Linked DNA regions of Homo sapiens: region 2 is linked to region 1. A link is a loop called in an ENCODE intact Hi-C map of the cell type or tissue named here. Cell type or tissue: lower leg skin. All regions are shown on one strand. Each heading gives the region's core, and the rest is flanking DNA. Links, peaks and the distances in the headings are about the cores only. Region 1 overlaps SLC22A23 (solute carrier family 22 member 23). Region 2 overlaps SLC22A23 (solute carrier family 22 member 23).

What was found. A loop is a pair of places that touch in the nucleus more often than their neighbours do. Peaks named below come from ENCODE experiments on the same cell type or tissue, not always from the same donor. Only the 100,000 strongest peaks of a DNase experiment are listed, where the experiment ranks them.
Region 2: a loop joins it to region 1, with 1.9 times the contacts of the local background. A loop is called at or near these places in 2 of 110 quality-filtered maps.

The regions. Positions count from the first base shown.
Region 1 is chr6:3,433,989-3,446,471 of GRCh38, forward strand. The region is part of intron 1 of SLC22A23 (solute carrier family 22 member 23); the gene reads right to left. Among named protein-coding and RNA genes, the nearest start is that of SLC22A23, 17 kb to the right of the region's middle. RefSeq lists an enhancer at 12,193-12,483. In lower leg skin, for the core only: no CTCF peak of the experiment used is centred there; DNase peaks (open chromatin) are centred at 1,693, 4,463, 5,123 and 7,643.
Region 2 is chr6:3,358,783-3,371,265 of GRCh38, forward strand. The region is part of intron 3 of SLC22A23 (solute carrier family 22 member 23); the gene reads right to left. Among named protein-coding and RNA genes, the nearest start is that of SLC22A23, 92 kb to the right of the region's middle. RefSeq lists enhancers at 5,482-5,982, 5,983-6,483, 11,717-12,237, 11,773-12,067 and a silencer at 11,773-12,067. In lower leg skin, for the core only: no CTCF peak of the experiment used is centred there; no DNase peak of the experiment used is centred there.

The DNA.
Region 1 (12,483 bases), core at 583-8,582:
TTTACTATGTGGTCATTATGCCTCCACTTTAAAAAATCTGTGAAAGCTGGGTACAGTGGCTCACCCCTGTAATCCCAGCACTTTGGGAGGCCGAGGCGATGGATCACCTGGGGTCAGGAGTTCGAGACCAGCCTGACCAACATGGTGAAACCCCATCTCTACTAAAAATACAAAATTAGCCAGGTGTGGTGGTGCATGCCTGTAATCCCAGCTACCTGGGAGGCTGAGGCAGGAGAATCACTTGAACCCGGGATGCGGAGATTGCAGTGAGCTGAGATCACGCCACTGTACTCCACCCTGGGCGACAGAGCGAAACTCTGTAAATAAATAAATAAATAAATAAAGAGCTGGGTGCGGTGGCTTATGCCTGCAATCCTAGCACTTTGGGAGGGCGGGTGGATCACAAGGTCAGGAGATCGAGACCAGCCTGGCCAACATGGTGAAATCCCATATCTACTAAAAATACAAAAATAAGCGGGGCATGGTGGTACCCGCCTGTAGTCCCAGCTACTCAGGAGGCTGAGGCAGGAGAATCGCTTGAATCTGGGAGGTGGAGGTTGCAGCAAGCAGAGATCGCGCCACTGCACTCCAGCCTGGGCAACAGAGCAAGACTCCATCTCAAAAAAAAAAAAATCTGTGAAATTATTTAAAATGGGTCCAAAGACAGGGCAGAAATATCTGATGGATTGCGAGGAGCATCAATTTTTTGTTCCTCCAACAGCACAAGGTCAGGCAGCAGAACGGAGGAGACGCGAGGGGTGTGGCCAATCCACCAACGGAATAACCGCAATGCCTGGATCAACCTCCAGGAGAGGGGGCATTTGATCGTATCCTCCCTTGTGCTTAGGAAATAGATCTCTAGGCCAAGAACTCAGAAAAGAGATGTGAAAGTTTCCCACAGATGCTATGTCAAGGCCTGAGGTTCTTAGCAGGTGTGCTTATGGGCTGCCTGTCAGTTCCAAACAGGAGTCTGACTGTCACTATATCAAAGGCAAGAAAAACAGCCCCAACCCATCCACACTGCTCCATAGAAACCTGGGCGGAGAACCCAGGCAACAAGGGTGCTGGAAGCGGCTGCTGGGAGTGAAGGACCCATGCTGGAAGTCCCCTACCCAGAGGGGCAGTGTGCAGGGGCTGGGATTCAGGCTGCTGGGGTCCAAATCTCAGCTCCAGCAGGTGGCTTAGCTTAGCTATAAGCCACAGAGAAGCCAACTTCTCAGGGGGCTGTCAGGATTCAGCCACGGCATCTGTAAAACACTCAGCCCAGCCAACCTGCAGCAATGAACTCTTCCTCCCCTCCCTTCCCTCTCCCTTCCTCATCTCTTCCTCCTGTTTCTCCCCACTTCCCCTCTCTTCCACCATCCCTGCTCCCCTTCCCCTCTCCGTCTCCCTTTTCCCCCTTTCCTTTCCCTCCTCCTCCCCTATGATGGGGACCCACACTCCCACCCCTGTTCCCAGCTACCTCTCCTGCAGTGGTGGGACCTGCCCTTCCCTCTAGTACCTGCAGCCTTCTGTCACCACCTGGATTGTGAACACGGCAGCCAACTCCTATGGAAGTTCTGGCAGCTGCCCTCACTTGCACATCTGATTTACAACAGACAGACTGGACGGAAAGCCCACTTACTGCAGAAGTGACATGAGAACACACTCAGCCCATGCTCCAGAGATGCGACTGCCTCCCTTCTCCCTGAAGGGACCCTGGGCAGGTTGAAGTGTGTCCACCCTGCCCCTAACAAGATATGCTGGAATCCAAACCCCAGAACCTCAAAATGTGACCCTGTTTGGAAATAGGGTTTTTACAGAGATGATTAAAGTTAAAGTAAGGTCTCTAGGGCGGGCCCTAATCCAAGGTGACTGGTGTCCTTACAAGGAGAGATGAGGACACAGACACACACAGAGGGAGGACCACGTGGGGACAGAGGGAGAAGACGCCATCTGCAAGCCAAGGAGAGAGAACTCAGGAGAAACTGACCCTGCCCACACCTGGATCTAGGACCTCCAACTTCCAAACCTGTAACAGAATACATTTCTGTGGTATTTGTTACACAGCCCAGCAAGCTAATACAGCGTGAGAATGAAGCCAGGGCAGAGGATGACCTAGAAGAGAACTAGAAAGAACTGGAGATTGCAGCCCGTCCTGTCTCTGGACTTCCAGAAATGTCATCTATACTTTTTTTTTTTGAGACGGAGTCTCAATCTGGAGTGCAATGGTGTGATATCGGCTCACTGCAATCTTTGCCTCCCAGGTTCGATTCTCCTGCCTCAGCCTCCCGGGTAGCTGGGATTACAGGTGCCCGCCACCACGTCCAGCTATTTTTTGTATTCTTAGTAGAGATGGTGTTTCACTATGTTGGTCAGGCTGGTCTCAAACTCCTGACCTCAGGTGACCCGCCCACCTTGGCCTCCCAAAGTGCTGGGATTACAGGCGTAAGCCACTGTGCCCGGGCCCTTCTGTATTTTTTTAAAGCAAGTTTGATGCAGGGTTTTCTGCTACTTGCAGCATCCTGACTGACCCCTCAAGCTTTCAAACTCTTCGCAGTCTTGTGCCATTCTCTCCTCCTAACTGAAATAAGTGTCTTCTCCCGCTCCTTCCCGTTACAGGGCGCACATCCCAGGGATTCCCAACTCTCTCTTCCCTATCTCCATGCACCGTGCACCGCTCTGCCAGGCTATTTTGGCCCCGCCTCTGTCTCCTGGGACCACCTGTTCTCCAAGCACACTCACAGATCCATCCTCCCTGTCTCCTGCAGCTCCCAGCACAGTGCTGTGCACAAAGTATCAGCTCAATAAACATCTGAATGTTAACACACTGCTCAGGACATGCCTGGTGCAGTATTTTCCCCACATAATTTTGAACTATAAGACTAGACCACTGTGTTTGCTATATAGATTCAAACAGATCGCAAAAGAAAGGCTGCTGTGTGTCGTTGCTTCCCCGTACTCAAGGAGAAAATGCCTTCTGAAGACTTAAAAACTTCTTTTCAGTAAGATGATCCATACATCCTCAGTCTGTAAATTGCCTGGTAACCTTCTGCTGTCAAAGGTCATTTCAGCTTCGCAAAAACTGCTGTTAAAAATGAGATTCATCATCAAAGTTGCCGTTGGCTTTCCTCACCACCCTCCCATTGGTCACTTATCTAAGACTCTGCCCCAAAAGAACTATAGTTATAAACGATGAACAACAAGAAGGCAAACGAGAAATGAATTAAACAGTGAAACCATTTGCTTATACTTAAACCACATTATCAGCAAACACATAAAACCAAAAAAAAACCCCAAAACAAAACAAAACCACACACATCAAAATTCCCTCATAGTCTTGACAATATCCACTTTTGACAAGTTGTTTCTTATGGGACTTCCCAGAAAAATATTACAAATAAGTCTTCTTTTAAAATGAAATAATAGGCCAGGCGCGGTGGCTCACGCCTGTAATCCCAGCACTTTGGGAGGCCGAGGTGGGCGGATCATGAGGTCACGAGATGGAGACCACCCTGGCTAACACAGTGAAACCCCGTCTCTACTAAAAACAAAAAAAAATTAAAAAAAAATTAGTCAGGTGTGGTGGCAGGCGCCTGTAGTCCCAGGTACTCGGGAGGCTGAGGCAGGAGAATGGCGTGAACCCAGGAGGCGGAGCTTGCAGAGAGCTGAGATCGTGCCACTGCACTCCAGCCTGGGTGACAGAGCGAGACTCCGTCTCAAAAAATAAATAAATAAATAATAATAATTTTAAAAACCCACTCTGGAACTTACTAGATTTTTTTTTTTTTTTTTTTGAGACAGAGTTTTGCTCTTGTTGCCCAGGCTGGAATGCAGTGGCACCATCTTGGCTCACTGCAACCTCTGCCTCCCAGGTTCAAATGATTCTCCTGCCTCAGCCTCCCAAGTAGCTGGGACTACAGGCATGTGCCACCACACCCAGCTAATTTTTTCGTGAAGATTTTGATGACTCCAGAAAATAGAATTCCAGAAACCGGTAAGCCCCAGACAGGCTCCTGTGGGAACCCATCACCTTCTTGCATTTCACTCCCTCTAGCCAGATGGGCTCCAATCGAACATCTTTGTTGCCTGCTTGAAAGTAGCTCTGAGAGTCAGACATGGGCCCCTGCCAGGACACCCAGCTAAGTCTCCCCTGCCACCACCATTGACAGCCGTGTGCTAGAGGCACCAAGAACATCAAGAACACTCCAAAAGGAAGACAACGCTACCAAGTCCAGGGCCAAGAGAGTGAGACAAGGCAGACAGTGCTGCGATCATGTAAGCAGGACCCATCCTGCTGGGGAAGGGGTCACTCTGGATACCCAAGGGGGCCCCGGCCAGCAGTCCAGCTAATACCTAGCACACTCACTTTCGGAGCCGGCAAAGCCACGAGGTGCCTGCCTTGGCACAGGTAGCAGATGTTTCACTGGGACTAGATGATCCATCAGGCTTGCTGCCTGGGCCCCTGGCGGGAACCAGCCTGATCTATTACTCAGCAAACGTAAACAGTGCTTACGTTCAGCTCCGGCCTCCAGCGCTTGGTGTCTGTGTCCCACGGGAGAGCTCCAGTTTCCTGCTGCTGACAACACTATAAAACCACCGTAATAGGAATTAATTATGGAAAAGGCTAGTTTGAATTAGAGACATTTTGAAAATAAGTACCTTTTACTTCCAAACAAACGTTTCCTTTTCTAGTAATTAACCGTTATTCTAAGTAGAGGTTCAAAGGACCTACTTCAAGGAGTGACTTGGTCATTAGCAACATTCATTCCTGTATAAATATACTATGGCCCTTTTCCCAAACATGCTTTCCTAGGTGGGCTAAACGTGCCTGCTGCCTGCTGAGCTTTGTTTATTCCATAACGAGCTCAGCAAACCCTTTCTTCACAGAGGGCAGGGAACCGTGGCTGCCTTGTGGGAATTCCCAGCAGGATGAAACACCCTCAGCCTGAACACCCATGTGTCCCGTACTGTGGGTTAAAGAGCAGAGGTCCCACTGTCCCACCCCACAGGCTTGGCCATCTGTTGGGTGTGGTCAGGAAATACAATGAGTGTTTTTATTAGTCTAGACCGGGGTTTCTCAAACTTGCCGTATTTGGGGCCGGATCTGACCGGGGTTTCTCAAACTTGCCGTATTTGGGGCCGGATCTGGGGCCGGATCATCCCTTGTGGTGTGGACAGTCCTGTGCCCTGTAGGATGTTTAGCAGTACCCCTGCCTCTACCCACCAGGCGCCAGTAGCACCCTCCCCCCATGCCCCCAAAGGTGTGACAACAACGACAAAAATGTCTCCAGACATTGCCGAATGTTCTCTGGGAGCAAAATCATACCCCGTGGAAAGTGTCCAGAGAACTTCTTTTAAACGATGGATGCTGGGGTCCTACAGGCATTTCTGAAAGTTCCCCAGGGTGACTCTAAGTGCACCGGAGCCACTGCGGCCCTGGACGAAGATGGGCCCGTTCCACGTGAAGAAAAGGCTCTGTGACCTACCTAAAGTTCTGAACAGCAGTGGTTTAAAGACATAATCAACTCCAGAGCCCAGTATGATCCACCCAAGTTTGATTAGTTGCCATTTCAGATAAGCTACATAACTCTTCTTAATCTTCAATAGCTCACTGAAATGTGACTTTAGGTTTGAGCCAACTTACGAATCTGTCCTCTTTTATTCTTGTCATCTTAGAATTAAGCCATCCAACCTCACTCAAATGAGAGCAAAACCCTTTCGCCACCTCCTTACTGGCACCATGCAGGAAGTGTTTACAGAGTACCTGCTAGGCCCAGGGGCTGAGGATATATATTCAGGCCAGGACAGCAGGGGTGGGAAACGGGAAGGGAGGAAGAGGGAGCCAAGAAGGTCTGAAGGAGGCAACAGGATGGAGGGGTGGACTCTGGGCTGAAAGAAGAGCATGGGGGAACACAGCATTGTTTGGGAAATAAACAAATCGGTGGGTGGAGCTCTGGGGTCCCTGTGGGGATGATGGGGATGGAGGCAGGAGAGGCAGGCAGAGACCGTGAAACCTACCACCCAGGCCCAACTTCACCTTAAAGGTCATGGAGAGCCACGGAGGATTTGAAGCAAGGGAGTGATAAAGAGCCACTCAGCTAGGGTCCAAGGACCAAAACACTGGGATTTAGGGAAAAGGCACAGATAAGATCAGGTACCACAAGAGAGGGCCAGTCCAGCAGGTTGGGGAATGCACAGGCCTAGGGCTTCAGGGAACTATCCCGGGTGCAGATACAGATCAGAGCTGCCCTGCTCAGGGTCCATGCTGGAGCTCTGCTGTCATGAGCTGTACTGTCCCCTCAAAGCTCCAGCGTTGAAGCTGTAACCCCCAGGACCTCAGAATGTGACTGTGTTTCAAGAGTGGGCTTTTAAAGAGGGTAGTAAGGTCAAATGCAGCTATTAGGGTGGGTCCTGATCCAATTCGACTGGGGTCCCTATAAGAAGAGGAGATGAGTGGCCGGGTGCGGTGGCTCATGCCTGTAATCCCAGCACTTTGGGAGGCCGAGGCAGGTGGATCATGAGGTCAGGAGTTCGAGACCAGCCTGGCCAAGATGGTGAAACCCCATCTCTACTAAAAAATACAAAAATTAGCTGGGCACGGTGGCGGGCGCCTGTAATCCCAGCTACTCGGGAGGCTGAGGCAGGAGAATAGTTTGAACCCAGGAGGTGGAGGTTGCAGTGAGCTGAGATCACACCACTGCACTCTAGCCTGGGCAACAGAGCAAGACTCCGTCTCAGAAAAAAAAAAAAAAAGAAGAGGAGATGAGGACGCAGACACACACAGAGGGAAGACTGTGTGAGGACACGAAGACAGCCATGTAACAAGCCAAGGAGAGAGGCCTCAGGAGAAACCAATCCTGCTGAACCTTGGTCTTGGACTTCCAGCCTCCAGAACTGTAAGGAAATACATCTCTGCAGTTGAAGCTGCCCGTCTGTGGTATTCTGCAGCCCTAGAAACTCACCCAGGGAGGTCAACTGAAATTCCTGAGCAGTTGTGTGGGGTCCGGCATCAGGCAAGCCTGACAGCCTCTGTAGTGGAGAGACCACATGGTGCTGGGCTGGGGCCTGTAGGAGGCAGGAGCACTGGGCACTGGGCAGAGAAGGTGCTTGGCAGGAGCTCAGACATGTCGAGAGGGAGAGGGCTGTGGCCCCCAGGTAGGACCATGGGGCCTACCACAGTTTTGTGATGGGGGCTCGTTCAGGTGGTTTTCAAGAGGCATTGAGTAACATGGGTGTGTCCTGGAGGTACAGCGCCTCAGGGGCTGGCTTGAGGGGCTGTGGACAGACCCTTTGGGTGGACACGAGCCCTTCTCTCCTGGATCTCTCCCATCAAGTCCTAAAATCTCGTTCTTCCATCATTTCCTTACTTACAAAGTTCAGGAGACTCATTGTCTACTGGGGGAAAAAAATCAAGCTATGCCGAAGGCTGACTCTATGGCTTTGTAGGGGGGCCTTGCAGGGTCAGGACCCATGCCCTCCTCTAGGCCACGTCCTCTCTGCACTCTGCACATGTCCCTTCCCCACCTTCATCAGCTCCTCACAGAAGAGGTCCTCTCTCAATCCTTTCAACTGCTCAAACCCAAGCCCTCCTTGGGGATAGCTCAGATGCCACAGCCCCCTGGGCTTCCCTGCCCACTGACGGAAGCGACTCCTCTGCGCCCCTGCACCTTGTCCTGTTCTTGGGCCAAGGCACCTCACAGTGCACTGCACCTGCCCTCCTGGGATGTGCTCGGTTCACCCCCCACCCTCAGCTCCCATTCCCTGCCCCGCTCATCCTGTGCCGCATGCCAGGGATATTCAATTTCCCAACCGTCTCCGGCTACATGAGGAGCTCCCTTCTCCAGGGCAGACACGATCTTCTACCCATCTGTGACACCAGCCCAGGGCAGATGTTCTGAGAGGAAGACAGGGACACCACGCAAGCAGCTGCAGCACTGCCTCTGAAGGGGAGGGCACGGGAGGGATGGAGGGATTGTCCGGAACTGTCTTCAAGAAGGAGGGCATCACCCAAGTTCCCAGCCGCACATGCACCATAGCCAAGGGGTAGAGGCGACCCAAGTGTCTGCCGATGGGTGAACAAACAAACAGAATGTGGTGCAGGCACACAATGGCGTATTCCTCAGTCTAAGGCAGGCAGGAAACGCTCACACACGCTACCACATGGATGAGCCTTGAAGACATCACGCTGAGCGACATGAGCCAGTCACAAAAGGACAAATGCTCTATTTATATGAGGTACCCGGAGTAAGCAAATTCAAAGAGGCAGAAGGTAGCGTGGGGTTGCCAGAGGAGGGGAATGGGGAGCTGGGGTTTCATGGGGACAGTTTCAGTTTGGGAAGATGGAATTGTTCTGGAGATGGATGATGGTGCCAGCTGCACAACAATGAGGATGCACCTAAAGCCACAGAACTGTACACTGAAAAATGGCTAAAATAGTACATTTTATAATTTATAGTTTTACCACAATTACAAATAAAGACAAGTTTTAAAAAGAGTAGGACAAAGACTATCCGCTTACTGCAGACGCTAAAGTATATCCATCTGAGAACAGTGGAGTTCCTCAACACATAGCAATCAAGGGCGCCCAATTTGTAAAGCATCTTGTAAACACATGCAAAAGGCAGCTTTTCATCTAATCTGGGAGGAAACACTCCATAGTGCAAATTACGATGCTAAGTACATAACCCGTCCATAATACAATATGACCACTGGGATGCTTGTGGCTGTTTTAAGCCAGCATTATCTCCCTTGCACCTATTTTTAAAATGATTCTAAGAAATAAAGCACGACTGTTAGCTAGTTGAATTAAATTACATAAAGGATTGACCCTCCTCCCCACTTTATTTAAAAAAAAAAAACACCTGATAAACACTTAACTAGCATTCCTACGACTTAACATCCTTAACCACACATCTCTGTGACTCAGCTCTTTGGTTCTCTGTTCAGATAAGTAAAGCAACTGTCTCAACTTTGAGAGAGCGGCATTTTCAAATGGAAGACTGCTCCCTGGCTCCTTCATGCCATTGCACACCTTGAGCTAACCAAACATCCCAAACAAAATTGCTCAGGGCTCTGTAAAGCTGTTCCCTGGGAAAAGTAGGCCCTCAAAAAGTGTGTTTTGCTTTTTACCAAAAGAAATCTAGAAAAAGACATGAAGTACAATGGAGGAGAGGCAGAGAAGTTACTGAGAAACAAGGAAGACAGACTGGGAAAGGCTTGGGGAAACCCTTGCCTAGCTCTGCAGTGGTGACAACACACTTTGTCAACAAGGGACTCTGCATTTTTATTTTCCACGGGGACCTGCGAATTATGTAGCTGGCCCTGACTAGAAGAAATGTTTGGAAAGCAGGAGACTGGCCCTGTGTGAAGGCAGGGGTGGGAGTGACAATTGGCAACACTGTGTTGGTGACTGTCCAACGGCTCCTTCCAAGATCCCTGGGTGATCTGGAGCTAATATCTAAGGCCATGTTTAATTATTCCTAGAAGAGAAGCCTCAGGAGGTATGTTCCTGCTAATTCCACACTCAGCTCAAGTAGCCAGCAGGTGAGTTACATCCTGAGTCTCTGGGAGGGAAAAGAATACTTTGTTTAAAGCATTTAGTGGTTAAATCATCAATACTCAATTACCCTCAATTAATTGCCAGAAACATCTGCCTATAACCCCTTCCACCCCAGCTTGAAGAACAGCCGGAACCATATCCTGTCACACCGTTTGAAGGAGTCCCCAGCCCTGCGTAACCTCACTCCCTGCTCCAAAACCTCCTTTCCCTCACCCCAATCCATGCTGGGAATCAGATTTGCACCCAGGAAGCTGGAGTTGGACAGAGAGATGCTGACCTCTGTGTTGGCCGTTGCTTGACCAGGGATCACATGAGCAAAAGCATCAGGCGAAGCCAGTTTGAAGTGGGAACCGAGCTCACTTCTGGAGAATGGGATGAGAAGATATAGCTTCTGAGTGTCCTAAAAGACACTCCCCACCCCACTTTGTGATCTCAGATCCCACCTTCCACCTGCTGCCCTGCATCTTTCCAAGAAATTCCTTTTATATTTTGTTAATGTAATTTAAATTTGTTTTAGTTACTTGTAGCCAAAAGAGACCGAAGAGAGGTCTGACAGGATACAATACCATGCAGATGCCATGGGTGGGCGCGTGCTGGCGGTATCCTCTCACAGCAATGGTTTATTTTAGAGGAATCCACTTCATGCACTCAACAGCCCCTGCCCTTTCCCAGACAAATAGGTCCCTGTCAATCTCTAAATCACTTGTGTGGAGGGAGATCTGCTCATCAATAGTGACACAAAGAACAAAACAACTAAACCCCAGCCTGCAGAAGATTAAGGTTTCTACAATACTGAGGTCAAAGTCCATGGCATCCCATAAAATCTCAGCTGCAAGTGGGAAGGGGCCCCAGCCCTTTCTCCAGTTTTCAACTTGCCCCTACGTTTGCTCTCTGAGCTCTGCTGCTATGAGCTCAAAGTCACCAACAACTCGTCTCTCAAATTCCACTCTCTCTGAGCCATATGTTCACGCAGCACACCCAAGCCAGGCTTTCAAACACATGCAGCTCATCTTCCACTCAATGGCATAAACTCAGATTTCTGGCCTGAGAACTCCAGGAGGCAGTGAAGCGCCAGGCAGAGCCCCACTCTCCCGGCCTTGGCTAACCAGGCCTTGGCTACCCAGGAAGGTCCCCTGGCTTTCTGATCCCGGCCTCTCTCTGAGCCCTGTGGCCCGGTGACCTGTTTTGTTTTCAGGTTGGAACTTAGACACATAAACCCTGTAGAGGGTGCTTTTTGGTGGGGCTCCTCCCATCACCCTGGATGCAGGCTTCCTGTCTGAAGGGCATACCTGGCTCCGAACATCATCGGTTTCTGGGTGAAGGCGGCAGACACCTGGCAGCGCCCAAGGAATAAATCGCCCTTCCAGGTGTGGCCTTCAGCTCCTCCCCCCTCAAAGTGCTTCTCAGACGACTCATCCCGGTCGTCCTCACCCCACCAAGGGGAGGAAGGAAGGCACCTGAGGCTTCCAGGGTGGGGGCTGTTTGCCAGGTACGTGGGGGTGGGGCACGCTTCCCAGTGTTCTGCGTCTGTCCTCACAATGGCCCTCAAGGTCAGGCAGCACTGACCGCATTCTACCATTGAGGAAACAGGTGCAGTAATGCTCTGGGAGAGAGACCCATGACAAGTGGCAGAGTTGGGGCTGCAAGCCAGGCCTGCCACTCTTGCCCCCCTTTATTTTTTTTTTTTGAGACAGAGTCTCACTGTGTCCCCCAGGCTGGAGTGCAATGGCGCCATCTTGGCTCACTGCAACTTCCGCCTCCCAGGTTCAAGCAATTGTCCTGCCTCAGCCTCCTGAGTAGCTGGGATTACAGGCACGCACCACCATACCCAGCTAATTTTTGTATTTTTAGTAGAGACCAGGGTTTCACCATGTTGGCCAGCTGGTCTCAAAACTCCTGACCTCAGGGGATCCACCTGCCTCGGCCTCCCGAAGTGCTGGGATTACAGGCATGAGCCACTGTGCCCGGCCACTCTTGCCCTTTTCATGACATCAAGTTCAGATGAGTTCAGACATTTATGGTGTTAACCTCATAAAGTCAAAGAGCTTCAGGAGGGGAGAGAGACGGGCATCCTTCCAACCAGGGTCCAGTGAGGGCTTGGATAAGGGGACAGCTGGTTGCCGTCCTTCAGATGGAGACTGAGCTGACCTGAGGGATGAGCAGGAACCAAGGGGCTGAAGGAAGGAGGGAAGGGGCTCGAGCAAGTGGAATAGCATGAGCAAGGCACAAGGCAGTGAGAGAGACCGGGCTGGGAACTATTAATATATACAAGATGCCCCCTACAACAAGGAGGGGTGGCAGGGGAGGAGAGGAAAGACATGTGGGGCTCAGGGCTGAGGGCACCCTTGATGGGTGCTGCAGTGATGGGGAGCCATGGAAGGCTTCAAGCAGGGAAGTGATGTGGGCAGGTTTCCATCTTATTTTCTGTCTCTCGGGCCTGTGGTGTTAAAAGCAGCAAGACAAGATGGGGGCCTGGCTAGCCGGGACTAAGAAGACAGAGAGTAGAGAAATCTGCCCAGAGAGGTGTTCTGCGGAAGTCCACCCATGCAAAGCCACAGCTGAACTGTCCAGAAACCCAAACATACAGCAACCACCATTCTCAAGCACAACGGGAGGGTCACCTCTGAAAGGCCAGCGCCAGGGAGAAGTCACAAAGGGTGGGAGCCCCTGCCAGCCCTTCCCAGCCCCTCTCCCATGGTAAGGGCCACTCTGGGGCAGAGGATAAGGAGAACTGAATTCAAACCCTAATAGGTTGGTGGCTTTGGACAAGCCAATGGCCCTCCAGCTCAGCCTTCTCATCTAAACTGAAGGCTTGGACTAGATAATCATATTAAACATGGCCACGCCCAGGACAATCTTTTACCTAGACTAAGCAATTAGCAAAGGCAAAGCCAGCTGAATTTGAAGGCAAATTCTAGCCCCATGGTTTCACATATCTGGGT
Region 2 (12,483 bases), core at 2,387-10,386, 73 kb before region 1:
CTGTTTCATCAACCCAAGGAAAACACCGGAAGGAGTCACAGCTCCAGTGAGGAAGAAGTGAGAAGGGATCTGCCATCGGGGGCTGGAGGGATGGTGGGAACCTTTGCCATTTCAAAGGGAAGCCCTGGCTCCCCTCGGGCACAGCATCCTGGGTGGGGTCTGCACCCCGAGCTGCCACCCATTGCATTTCCATGTCAGCGCCATGTCAGGTGCGCTGTGCCGATGTCTAATCAAGTCTCAGTCATTCAGGATGAAGAGAGAATAGGGAATTCAAAATACATAACTGCAAAAATGAAAGCTCCTTTATTAATTTAGTGCAATACAGAGACGTCCCAGAACAACACGGGCTGCATCCAGAATCACAGATCATTTCAACTAAGAAAAAGATGGGCACCGAGAAGGAGAGCGAGGAACATGCCAGCTGAGACTCATTTCATTCTAGGACAGTACTAGAATGAGCATCTCACTGGGAATTCACCGCCCTCAGGCAGATAACAGATGCTGCTAAGCTATGCTAGCTGGTGTTGCCACGTTTATTCTTCATCACTGAGTGGTTCTCCTTAGGTCACACATATAACTATCCATCTGAGTGCAAGTTTAAAACAAAACAAAAACTGAAGAGGACATACAGATGGCCAAGAAGCACATGGAAAGATGCTCAACGTCACTGTCATCGGGGAAATGTACATCACAGCGACAATGTGGTAGCCCTTCACATCCATCAGGATGGTAGCTGCTGTCAAACAAACAGGAAATAACAAGTGCTGACAAGAATGTGGGGAAACTGGAACCCTGGTGCACCAGTACATTCCTGGTGGGAATGTACAACGGTGCAGCCAACTGGAGAAAACAATATCCCTGTTCTTCATAGAATTAAACAGAGGATTACCATCTGACTCAGCAATGCCACTTTTGGGTATAACCCCCCAAAAGTGAAAGCAAGGACCTGAAATGATATTTGCACACCTATGTTCACGGCAGCATATTCACAACAGCCAAAAGGTGGGAGCAACGCAGGTGTCCATCAACAGATGAATGGATAAGAAAATGTGATCCATCCAGAGGATGAAATATAACTCAGCCTTAAAAAGGGAGGCCATATCCAACATATGCTATAGTATAAAGGAAGCATTTTTTCTTTTTTTCTTATTTTCACTTATTTTTGTCCTTAGAGGTCCTTGTTCTGAGGGAATCCTGAAGACATTATGCTAAGTGAAGTAAGCCAGTCACAAAAGGACAAATATTGCATGATCCACTTAAATAGGTTCTTAGGTAGGCAAATTCATAGAAACAGAAAGTAGAAGGGTGGCTGCTCGGGACTAAGGGATGGGAATGGGGAGTGTTTATTGGGGACAGAGTTTGTTTGGGAAGATGAAAAGACCTCTAGAGATGAAGGGTGGTGATGGCTGTGTAAAAATGTGAATTACTTAATGCCACTGAATGGTACAATTAAAAGTAGTTAAAATGGTAATTTTTATGCTATGTTTATTTTACCATGATAAAACAAACACCCCCCTCCAAATAAAACAACAACAAAAAAGGCAAGTCCGTAGTATTGGCCTTTGAGAGCTCTGACCTCAGCTGTGCCCCGCCCACCCATCCACCCAAGGATCCTTAAACTCAGGAGGATCAGAAAGGCTCAATCACCAGGAGGTGAGGTGAGTCACAGAGCTCACTGCATTGCCATTCTTGGGGGCATTTGTCTCATCTGCCTTAAAATACAGAACTGCATTCTCATAGTCGGGTTTCAGGCAACGGCTCAACCGTGGAGGGAGGTCACTTTGGGGCCTTTGCACACATCCGAGTCAACCTCAACAGTCTTAGTCCACACATCTCTGTATTTCCGGTCACTTATTGCTATGCTGACTGCTCATCTAAGCCCCAGATACTGTCCCAGTTATTTAGGAGACAAAGAGGCCCTCAAGCTGGCCTGAGCCCCCAAGGGGTCCTCAGTGATGTCGACACGACAGGTGTGCAGGCACCCCCATGCAGACGGGCCCCTCTGATGGAGACCTGCGTTCGGCCAGGCAGGCCCACAGCTGGCGTGGTCATCCAGGGCGGGAACGGGATTGGACGAAGCCTTCCCTCGGGCAAAGATGCTGGGGTGGGGAACAGGTGCAGCAGGAACAGAAGGTCAGAGCGTGGTACTGGGGTGACGAGAGGCGCTAGCGAACATCAGCAGCTGCGGGGAGCTCGAGGCAGCAGGGATGTCCAGGCCACAGAAGGTGTCCCACATTTTATATTCCTGTTGTTTGTATATTTTCTATTTCTACCCACCCCCCCCATTTTATGCCTGACCCCAAGTTAAACTGCTTAAGGACTTAAGACCCCAACCAGCTGTGACTTAGATCAGGGTTTCTCCCCCAAAGGAGCCTGCAGCAGTGTCACACAGAACACACCCCCTCAACTGTCTTTCTACTGAAAAAAAAGAGAGGGAAACGTGCTTCAATAAGAGGGACACAGGGACCCCCAAGCCCTGCCCTTTAGAGAAGCTTAAAGACTCCTACATCATTCTTTTTTTTTTTTTTTTTAAGGAATTGGGTCCCTTCCATCTGTGGCCATGACCGTTCATCCCACAGCCTGTCCTCCTCTCTTGAGAGCTGTCCTGGCTCAGGCTGTGGCTGGATTCTCAAGCAGCATCATGTGGCCAGGTTAGGAGCAGGATGTCACAGAGAGAGGGGTCCAAAGTTCAGCTGCTGGGAAAGGCCACAAAGACTGGGGTCCCAGGAGAACGGCGACCTGCCTATCAGTTCTATCTCTAAAACTCTGGGGTTCGACTCTCCAGACTTAGCTTCTGTTCCCAGCTTTACAGAGGACAAGGGGCTGGGCCCATGAGTCTCTCTGCATCAGCAACACCTCACTCTCAGTTGAATTCAGACTCGAAAGCCCAGTCTCAACACAGCAAGCCCCATGGGATCCAAGAAATACTGCTCCATGCGTCTGTTACCCAGTTGTCTTTTTGCTGAATCACATTGTGGGGGCAAGAAGAAACATGAGGCCATCTCAACAGATCGCAAAGGCCTCCACGGCTGGGACACCTGTCAAGCGGGAAACACGTGCCGGTTCTCACGCTACGACCTAGGGAGATGAAGACATGGTCCCTACCCCGAGGGATTTACAATCAGGCATGGAAAATACTCCAAATCCAACACCACACTGCCACATGCTGATGGTCATGCCAGAGTGCACACAAGGACTGTAGAAACATGGAGGAAACCTATCAGATCATTCTATACACCTTCCCTTCAGATTCATGTGCTTGTCAGCAAATTAAAGGCTCTGTGAGGTCCTCTAGGGAAAAATAAATTTTTTTTTTAAGCAAACTTTAAAAAAATTAGCGGCCAGGTGTGGTGGCTCACGCCTGTAATCCTAGGACTTTGAGAGGCCGAGGTGGGTGGATTGCCTGAGCTCAGGAGTTCGAGACCAGCCTGGGCAACATGGTGAAACCCCGTCTCTACTAAAATACAAAAAATTAGCTGGGCGTGGTAGCATGCGCCTGTAGTCCCAGCTACTCGGGAGCTGAGGCTGGAGAATCGCTTGAATCCGGGAGGCAGAAGTTGCAGTGAGCCGAGATCACACCACTGCACTCCAGGCTGGGCGACAGAGCGAGATTCCGTCTCACAAAAAAAAAAAATAAAATAAAAAATAAAAAATAAAAATTAGCATGCATTTTCATCAGGGATTGAAACACCCACCAAGGATACTGTTTCCTGAACCAAACAGTTGTTAACCAGGCAAAGGCCATGACCTTTCTGAGATCTCTTCATGGCCCTGGGCTCCATGGGATTGAGATTAATGAGCACAGCAAAGCCCCCCATCCCATCTCCTTAGCAAGGTAACAAAGGAATGGAACTCTGGGGCCAGGCAGAACCCCCAAGATGCCATCTACAAATCTGGCCTCTCCGTCTCTCCACTACACAGAGTGAGGATGGGAGAACCAGAGCCCAGCTCTCTCCATGGAGAAAGGCTGCAGGTCCCAGAAGCAGGTAGACCTCCAGGACCCAGGAGAGGAAGCATGAATGAAATGCAGACATTAAGGACCATCGAATAAAGATTTTGAGGGCAAGGGGAATGGGGTGGTGGGACAGGGGAATGTCCTGTGCCAGCTTTTGCCATGACCACCTCTTTGTTTCCATGTGCGCGTGAATGAAATATTAAATAGGCTTGGCCAATTAACAACCTTTAAACTCTGGACTGCTCAGAGCCCAAGGAAGAGAGTTTTGATCTGCATTCCCACTTGACCTGCTCAGCACTCGGTGGGACATCCCGCAGCCCACTGCCTGCAACTTCTGATGAGCATCAGAAATGGGCTCTCCGCTCAGCTGGGACATGAGGCATAGCACACTCAGGCAGGGGCATGTTTTTTGTGACTTATATCTTTGCCATTTTAAATTAACACAAAATACAAAAGCAGTTGGGTCTCCCCTCTACCAAAGTCAGTTTTCTTTTCCTGCAGCCCTGGCTGGCCCATCCTCACCAGGCGCAGCAGCAATGGGTGAGCTCCGGCAGCACAGCACATGTGTCACAGCAGGATTGAATGGTCAGCAATTGTCTGTAGGGCTCTGTCCCAGGGGCCAGGCCACCGCCAGAACAGGACCTAAGACAGGGCCCAGGCTTCCTCCTCGGGGGACTGTGACACCCCAGGACACAGGCTGAGGAGAGGCTGTGAGGGAGAAGGGGAGGGGATGGAAAAGAATGAGCAGGAATATGAGTCATGGTTTTGTCCCCGCCCATGGCCTGCTGCTCACCTTGATGTGACAGGCTGCTGCCTGCGGCTGGCCCTGGGCCCAGTGTGGGCACCTGGCAGTCACGCCCAAACTAGGATGTGGCACCTTCAGCACTAAGGTGCCTGCTTGCAATTCTCCAGAGGACAATGCCACCCCAAAAAGGGAAAAGCACAGCGTTCCAGCCTGGTCCTTCCTGGCTTCAACCGCTGCCACGTTCTGGAGAGAAAAAGGGGTATTTTTCTGGGGTGGTGGTGGGAGCTGCCTCCTTGGCCTCTGCTCAGCCATCTACTACATGGTTACTCCAGTGCCCCTGCCCCCATCCTGGTCCTCTCTTGGGCACTAGCTCTACATTCCAAAAGGAGACAGGACATGGGGCAGAGCCAGGGACTGGCTGACCCTCACAGGCATGAGTTTCCTCTGGGCATGGCAAAGGCATGAAGGACATTCGGGTGTAGTTGGGTGGGCCCCAAACGGTACTGACTTTATCTGACCTGGCCCATGGGCCCACACAACAGAAGGCTCTGGCATGGTCTGACATTTGTGCATCTCACCCAATAGAGCTTTTGCCTTCCCTCTCTCCTGGGGCACTTTCACGAACCTCTTTGGGATGAGTCAAAGGTAATAGAAAGCTCATTATCTGCACACAAATATGCAATATTGTATTGCTTGGAAATGAACACTAACTGTCCTTATGGTGCCACCAAACACTTGTACGGGGTTTCATGGCTTCTAAAACCTCTCCATGCAGGTGAGTGCATTCGATTTTCACGGCAACTAGGTAAGATGTAATAGGCACAATTCCCATGTTACACTTCAAGGAACCAACATCAGCTCTCTACAGTAAATTACTCAAAGTTACAGAGCTAAGAAGGTCTCAACTGTAGGACCTGAACCTTGGTTTTCTGACTCTAGGACAAAGATTTTTTATATTTGTTCCCTCCTTAAAAAAAAATTCATTCCCTTCTTTAAAAAAAAGTGAGGTCACACCATGTGATGAGGTCACACCTGGCCCAGATGCCCTGCTCACACCATGTGATGAGGTCACACAGGAGGCATCTAAATTCAACACAGAGGTGAGGGAGGGCATTGGGAAGTGATCCTATTGCTGTGTTTCCAGGGTCAGCGAGAGGTCTCACGCGTGCAGGGCACAGCTGGAGGGAGCAGTTCGCTCCCAGCTGAGGCAGCCACACAGGAGCAGGAGGCACCTGACAGGAGAAGCGCAGCATGGAGAGTGGCAGGAGATGAGCTACTGTTGTCCACCATCCGGGACGTGCAGGTTAAGACTTGGAATCTGGCCTGGGGACAGTCAGAGCAGCTGAGTGGACATGAAGCTGAAGAGTGAGGCATAGGTTTGGGTTTGGAAAGCTCACTCTGGCGGTGTGGTGGAGAGGGGGTAGGGGGACGGCAAAAAAGTGCAGAGGTCCCTGGAATGATCTGAGCCCCAGGGAGCCAAGGGGACATTAAAGGGCCGAGGGAATGAGGCACAGGTGTCTGCTGTATAGTTTATTAACCAATAAACTGCCCTATGGCTGGGCGCAGTGGCTCACGCCTGTAATCCCAACACTTTGGGAGGCCAAGGCAGGCAGATTACCTGAGGTCAGGAGTTGGAGATCAATCTGGTCAACATGGTGAAACCCCGTCTCTACTAAAAATACAAAAAAATTTAGCTGGGCATGGTGGCACGCACCTGTAGTCCCAGCTACCAGGGAGGCTGAGACAGGAGAATCACTTGAACCCGGGAGGTGGAGGTTGCAGTGAGCCAAGATCACGCCACTGCACTCCAGCCTGGGTGACAGAGCGAGATCCTGTCTCGAAAAAACAAACAAACAAACAAAATAAACCGCCCTAGCTCCAGACGGACATGACCTCTGTTCTTTGTTTAATTTGGGGAAACACAGGAGTAGACTACAGTGAAGCTGCTTTGACACAGAACAGAATTTCCTAAAATACTGGCTTGTAGATGCGGTTCAGGCAGGCACTTGGTCTGGCTGAGCCTGAGTGAGTGAGTGCTACCATTTAGGTGCTGGAGATGGAGCAGTGGGCGGACCTGATGCCCTTGCGTAGCACAGTCTCTATTTCATAGTGTTTCTGGCAAAGAGCTAACACTAAAGAAAGCAAATTAGACCTATAACTCTGGAAATGATCCTCTTGGATTTTCCAGGAGAATCCTACTAAAAAATATTTTTTTCTGTTGTTCCTATAGACAAGGGCTGAACCATATGTTCAGTCTTTTCTCCTAAAAATTTTAAAACATTTAAAAAACAGTCATCATGCCCTTAATGCATGCATCCTTAACCTTAAGTCTACTGGAAACAGCAGCAGCAGAAGGAAAAAGGAAAGCAGAAAACTTTATCTTCTGGCCGACATACTTTGCTAACCAAAGACTTGTTAGTTTCTTGTCTGTTCTTCACTTAATTTCTCTCTGGCTCCTTTAATTTGCCACAGTGATGATGCTGCATCGGAGTGTGCATGTCATCATGCACCAGCAGAAGACACAGTGGAAGGTCCATGGGTGTCAGCATCAGAAAGAGAAGGGTATGGCTGGGCGCGGTGGCTCACGCCTGTAATCCCAGCACTTTGGGAGGCCAAGGCAGGTGGATTACAAGGTCAGGAGATCGAGACCACCCTGGCTAACATGGTGAAACCCTGTCTCTACTAAAAATACAAAAAAAATTTAGCTGGGCATGGTGGCATGCACCTGTAGTCCCAGCTACTAGGAAGGCTGAGGCAGGAGAATTGCTTGAACCCGGGAGGTGGAAGTTGCAGTGAGCCGAGATCACACCACTGCACTCCAGCCTGGGTGACAGAGCAAGACTCTGTCTCAAAAAAAAAAAAAAAAAAAAAAAAAGAAAGAAAGAAAGAAAGAGAAGGGTATGAGGTATGATGTCACTACGTTAGGGCTGTGTAGTCTTGGTCCACCTTGTGAGCCATGGTATTCTCCTCTGTTAAATGGTGTTAATTATTTAACTCGCTGTGTTGTGGGGAGATGGGTTAATACAAGCTCAGTCCCTAGCACAGTTCCTGACTCAACAAATCACTTCTTCCTTTATTAGTATTATTACTACCAGTAGTATATGCAAACTAACTTTTCCTGAGTTATTGCTATTCAAGCTATCTCATGTGGACAATACTTCTATGCGATCTATGTAATTGCTGAAGTTCACAAAACTTCACAGACCACTCTCATAAGCTAAACATCAGTCCAAAATATCAGCCTCAGAGAGCGACTTAAAGCACAGAGCTTAATAATTCACCTCCCGACCTCATCCCCAGCAGAAGCCACCATGAACCTTGGACAGGCAGGATCCTAGCAATGGTGGGTAAGACCTAGTTCAAGCAAGTGACCTCTGTCTCCTACCCCATCCTCCACTCAAAATGAAAACTTAGTTGATATTTGTCAGTGTTACTCAACTCCCCTGGCAGAAATCATTTTCCTCCAGAAGGAAGGACAGGGGGGATTAACACCAGGTCTTAGGCAGTGAGCAGATGAACAAGAACTTACTTATATGCAAACATGGCAATCAATCATTGCAAGCACCCCACCAACTCCTGACGAGATGCCTTCTGTCTCCACTAAACATCTGCTAGCAAACCTTTAGAGGGAAGTGTGTGTGTATTTTAAAGGAAATGCGAAATGCTCTTTTCCCTGGAGCTTTCTGCTTCCCTGAGGTTATAACTGCATTAGTGGCAAGAGCATCAGTCTCATGGCCCAGAGAAGGTCAAAGTACATTTCCAAAACAGTCCAGAAATCAAATTTTTGAGGCAGGATAAAGGGTCAGTCTGGTTCAGTTAGTTGGGTATTCAAAGCCTATTCTTTGGCCATCATTGAAAACATCTCTGTCTTTTTGCTTGTGATTAACTGTGTAATGGGAAATGTCTATTCCAATATGCCATCATCTTGGGCGTTAGCAAGCTGGCTGTGACGGCACCTACAGGGTTGTTCTCCCATTGCCTTAGGAACAGGCTTCTGCAGTACCTGTATCTCATTCCTTGGCAGCCTGGTCGTGACTGAGATGCATCTGGGTCTCAGAGAGTGCATAGCAGGGGCCAGGCAGCTACTCTATGACTTTACAGTCCGGAGAGGAAAACACTCATGTTCCCATCACAGATGAGGAGCCTGAGGGACGTAAGTTAGGTTGCCCAAAGTCACACAGCTCATAGTGGTGGTAGAAGGGCTTACAGTGAATTCTAGGTGAGGTTTTCCAGTGGCTTCTATGTGGAAGAACTCCTAACTATTTGTTAGCACTTAAAGACTAGTCACATGAAATAAAAGAGGAACCAGCCTCCATCAATGCACCCAGTGACCCCAACTGGGACTCAAATCAGTAATAACATTTCCTTCTGCTTAGTACAGGGAAAAACCCCGACACTGGACTCTGTGCTTTTCTCACTGGGTCAAGTCTCATTTTCCTGAACACTGAGTCCTCTCTGCTGTCTCAGCCTCATTCAGAAATGTCCATCTCTCTGCGTCTTCACCAGCGGACCGAGAGACCCAGCACCCATCACTGGACTTGAGCAAGGTCAAGGTGACTGAAGGCAGAGAGCAAAGGAGGGTGGCCTTGGGCTGGGAAGTCACAACCACTCACTTCCCACCCTTTTGGACAAATGCTGCTTTCTGGAAACAGAAGGTTTATTTGAATCCTTGGTCCTACATGACAAAGGGCTTGATGGCATCTGCATCTTGGGGATACGTTCCCCTCTCCAGCCCCTCACACCCTGCTCTTCCACATGGTCCCAGTGCTGGCAAGGATGTAGGCCAGGCTTCCCCGCGAGGCCCTTGCACCCCATGCTCAACCCGAGCTGCTCCTTGGCCATGTAATTTTCAACCTGGGATCCATGAATGTGTTCAGGGATACGGGAGGCCTCTGTAACTTTATGTGAAACTCTATGCATGTGTGCATGTGTGTGTAAGAGATATGCGCTTTTCCAGGGGAAGGACCCGTAGCTGCCATCAAATTCTGGAAGGGGGTCTCTGACCCAAAAATATTCATAAGATTCAGAAGTACTGCCTTAGAAGGGGCTTTCGCTTCTGTCAAATTGGCCACATTTCAACATAAAGTGGGTCAGAGTGATGAAAAACTGAAAAAGTTAAGGATGGGCAATTTAATTTGTAAGATTTCAGGGAAATTAAAACAAATCCTCCAATGCAATAAGTTATGCACACACACACACAAATCCAATAGAATGGGGAATCATTAGCTGTGAAAGGGATGGGGGTGGGCAAGAACAGTATGAGTGAGGAAAGACAGCCAAGATTAGTAGAGATGCCAAACAGGAGAGGAAGTCCAATCAGGCCAGGCAGCGGCGTCCTCTTTCCAAGATGTGAGTTGCCAGGAAGGTGGGTTCGTTATGCAGCTTGTTTAGGCTGTGCACCAGTTCCTATTTTTACTTAAACCTATAAAAATGACTATATGGCAAGGAAGAACCCGCTGACACACCAGAATTGCTCAGAGTGATGAGCTAATTAAAATTCAATGGTCTTTCCCAGAGATGGCTCTATTTTTAACCTAATTCTGACTGTCACTATTGTGTGAGGTTTACTTTTTTTTTTTTTATGAAAATACTTTTTCCCTTCTTAATATTCTCATGAATAATTTAGCCCAGCTGATAATTCCTCTAGTCTTCTTCTAGCATTTCGTCTAAAGATGTGGTGACATTCCTGGGCAGAAGGGAACTGGTAAAAACCATGTGAATTCTTGTCCCCTGCTCGCCCAGTTAAATCTAAAGGGTTAAAAAAAATGGTGGCACAAAAAGGACTACAGCCTGAGCATTCTAAAGGTCACTCTAAAGGTCACCATCACCTCCTTATAATTTTTCTCCAACCCTTCAAGGTAGTAGTATCCACATCCACAAATGTTTTCTAAAAGTCCATGGATAACTGATTAGAAGTAATGGAATAGGCCGGGCACGGTGGCTCACACCTGTAATCCCAGCACTTCGGGAGGCCAAGGCGGGTGGATCACCTGAACTGAAGAGTTCGAGACCAGCCTGGCCAACATGGTGAAACCCCATCTCTACTAAAAATACAAAAATTAGCCGGGCGTGGTGGCGTGCACCTGTAATCCCAGCTACTTAGGAGGCTGAGGCAGGAGAATGGCTTCAATCTGGGAGGTGGAGGTTGCAGTGAGCCAAGATTGTGCCACTGCATGCCAGCCTGGGTGACAGAGTGAGACTCCATCTCAAAAAAAAAAAAAGTAATGGAATAAACAAATGTTTAGGTTCTTATTTATAGGGACCCTGGACTAGTCCATACAAGCATTTTAACCCAAAAACTGTTGAAATGCTTCATGCTTAGAATGTGTGTGCACACGCACATGTAAACATGGCTTCAGTTTTAGAAATGGTTTTCAATGAATCTCAAGCACGACTATTTTTTCTTGTGAAAATTTCCCTTACATTTAGGTATATCTCCACATTCAAGAGAAAAAATAATAAACAAAAACTCAGTATGCTGTAACCACAATTAAGATTTGTTGAGCATCACCCTTCTCTTTTTGGAGGAAGCGGCAAATTATAAGAAAATAGATCCAATTTTATCAGGATGACTATAAGAAAATCGGCTACAATAGACTTTGCTGAATTTCACTTTTTGGAATATACATTTCCATTAAAAAATTCCTGGTTGGGAATTTTTTTTCCCTAAATTTATTTTTTCCTTGGATTTTCTTTCAAAAAACAAAAAGAGGTTAGCCATACGTAGGAAGGCAAAAACCCTTTTAAGAATTATGCTTCTGTGGGAAATGACTGAAAGGGAAATTATTTAACAGTACAACTAAAATGCTTAAAACAAGCTTCAGAGAGCCTTGACTGTGGGTCTTTGAGGAATTGCGAGGCTCACCGGGGCAGTGGGGGTGCATGTGCCTTCCAACGGCAGGTGGCCCATGCCTGGCTCTCACTTTGTACGAAGCTTTCTCTGCACAGGTGTCGAAAGCAAGGCTCACTCGCACTGGAGACGAAGCCTCCAGGTGTGCTGCAACCTTGCAACCACAGATACACACACAGCCCTTGAGGCGGTGGCCAGGTGGCCTGCGGGGCAGCTCATGCCCAGCCCCTTCAGCATGCAGTGGTGGGAGCTCCTGGCTCCCCTCAGTGCCTCTCACCTGACTCAGGTCTGTGTGCCCAAGGCCAGCTCAAACTCCAAGTTGAGCAAGTCCTCACGATGACCTTCAGTGTGCCTACACCTGCTTCCCTTGCAAACATTTAATGCAGAGAAAACGTCAATTGTGGTTTGGCTTCAATAACTTGATTGATCTCTTAAAACCAATAGGACTTTCAAAGCCAGGACATCACGACTCACTTCTCTGCAGACCTGCAGCAGGGACTATTAAGTGTTCAATTTCCTGAAAACAGCTCCTACCTGAGATTTATTTACCACTCAGCTGCTCCCAGCAACGTGGCCTTGTTCTTTAGAATCACTTTATTTTACTTAATCTCCAAGAGATACCACAACACGAAAATGAACTTACTTGAAAAAGAGTCTTGGAGAGCCTCTGCACCTCACTTTCCTCTCCTCGAGCTGACGAGGATGTTATTTTGATGTTTATCTGGTGCCATGGTAACTTTCATGACTTGAGATTTACTTTTCAGACTTAGAGTGATTATGGAAAGTCATTTTAGCAAATAATTATTGAGTGCCTACCAAGTGTGGAAGATAAGATAAATAAGACGTTGCTTTCCTCAAATGGGCACAAGTCAGAGTGCCAAGGGCTAGGCTAGAAATCTGCAAACTTTTCCAGAAAGAAAGCCAAATGGCAAA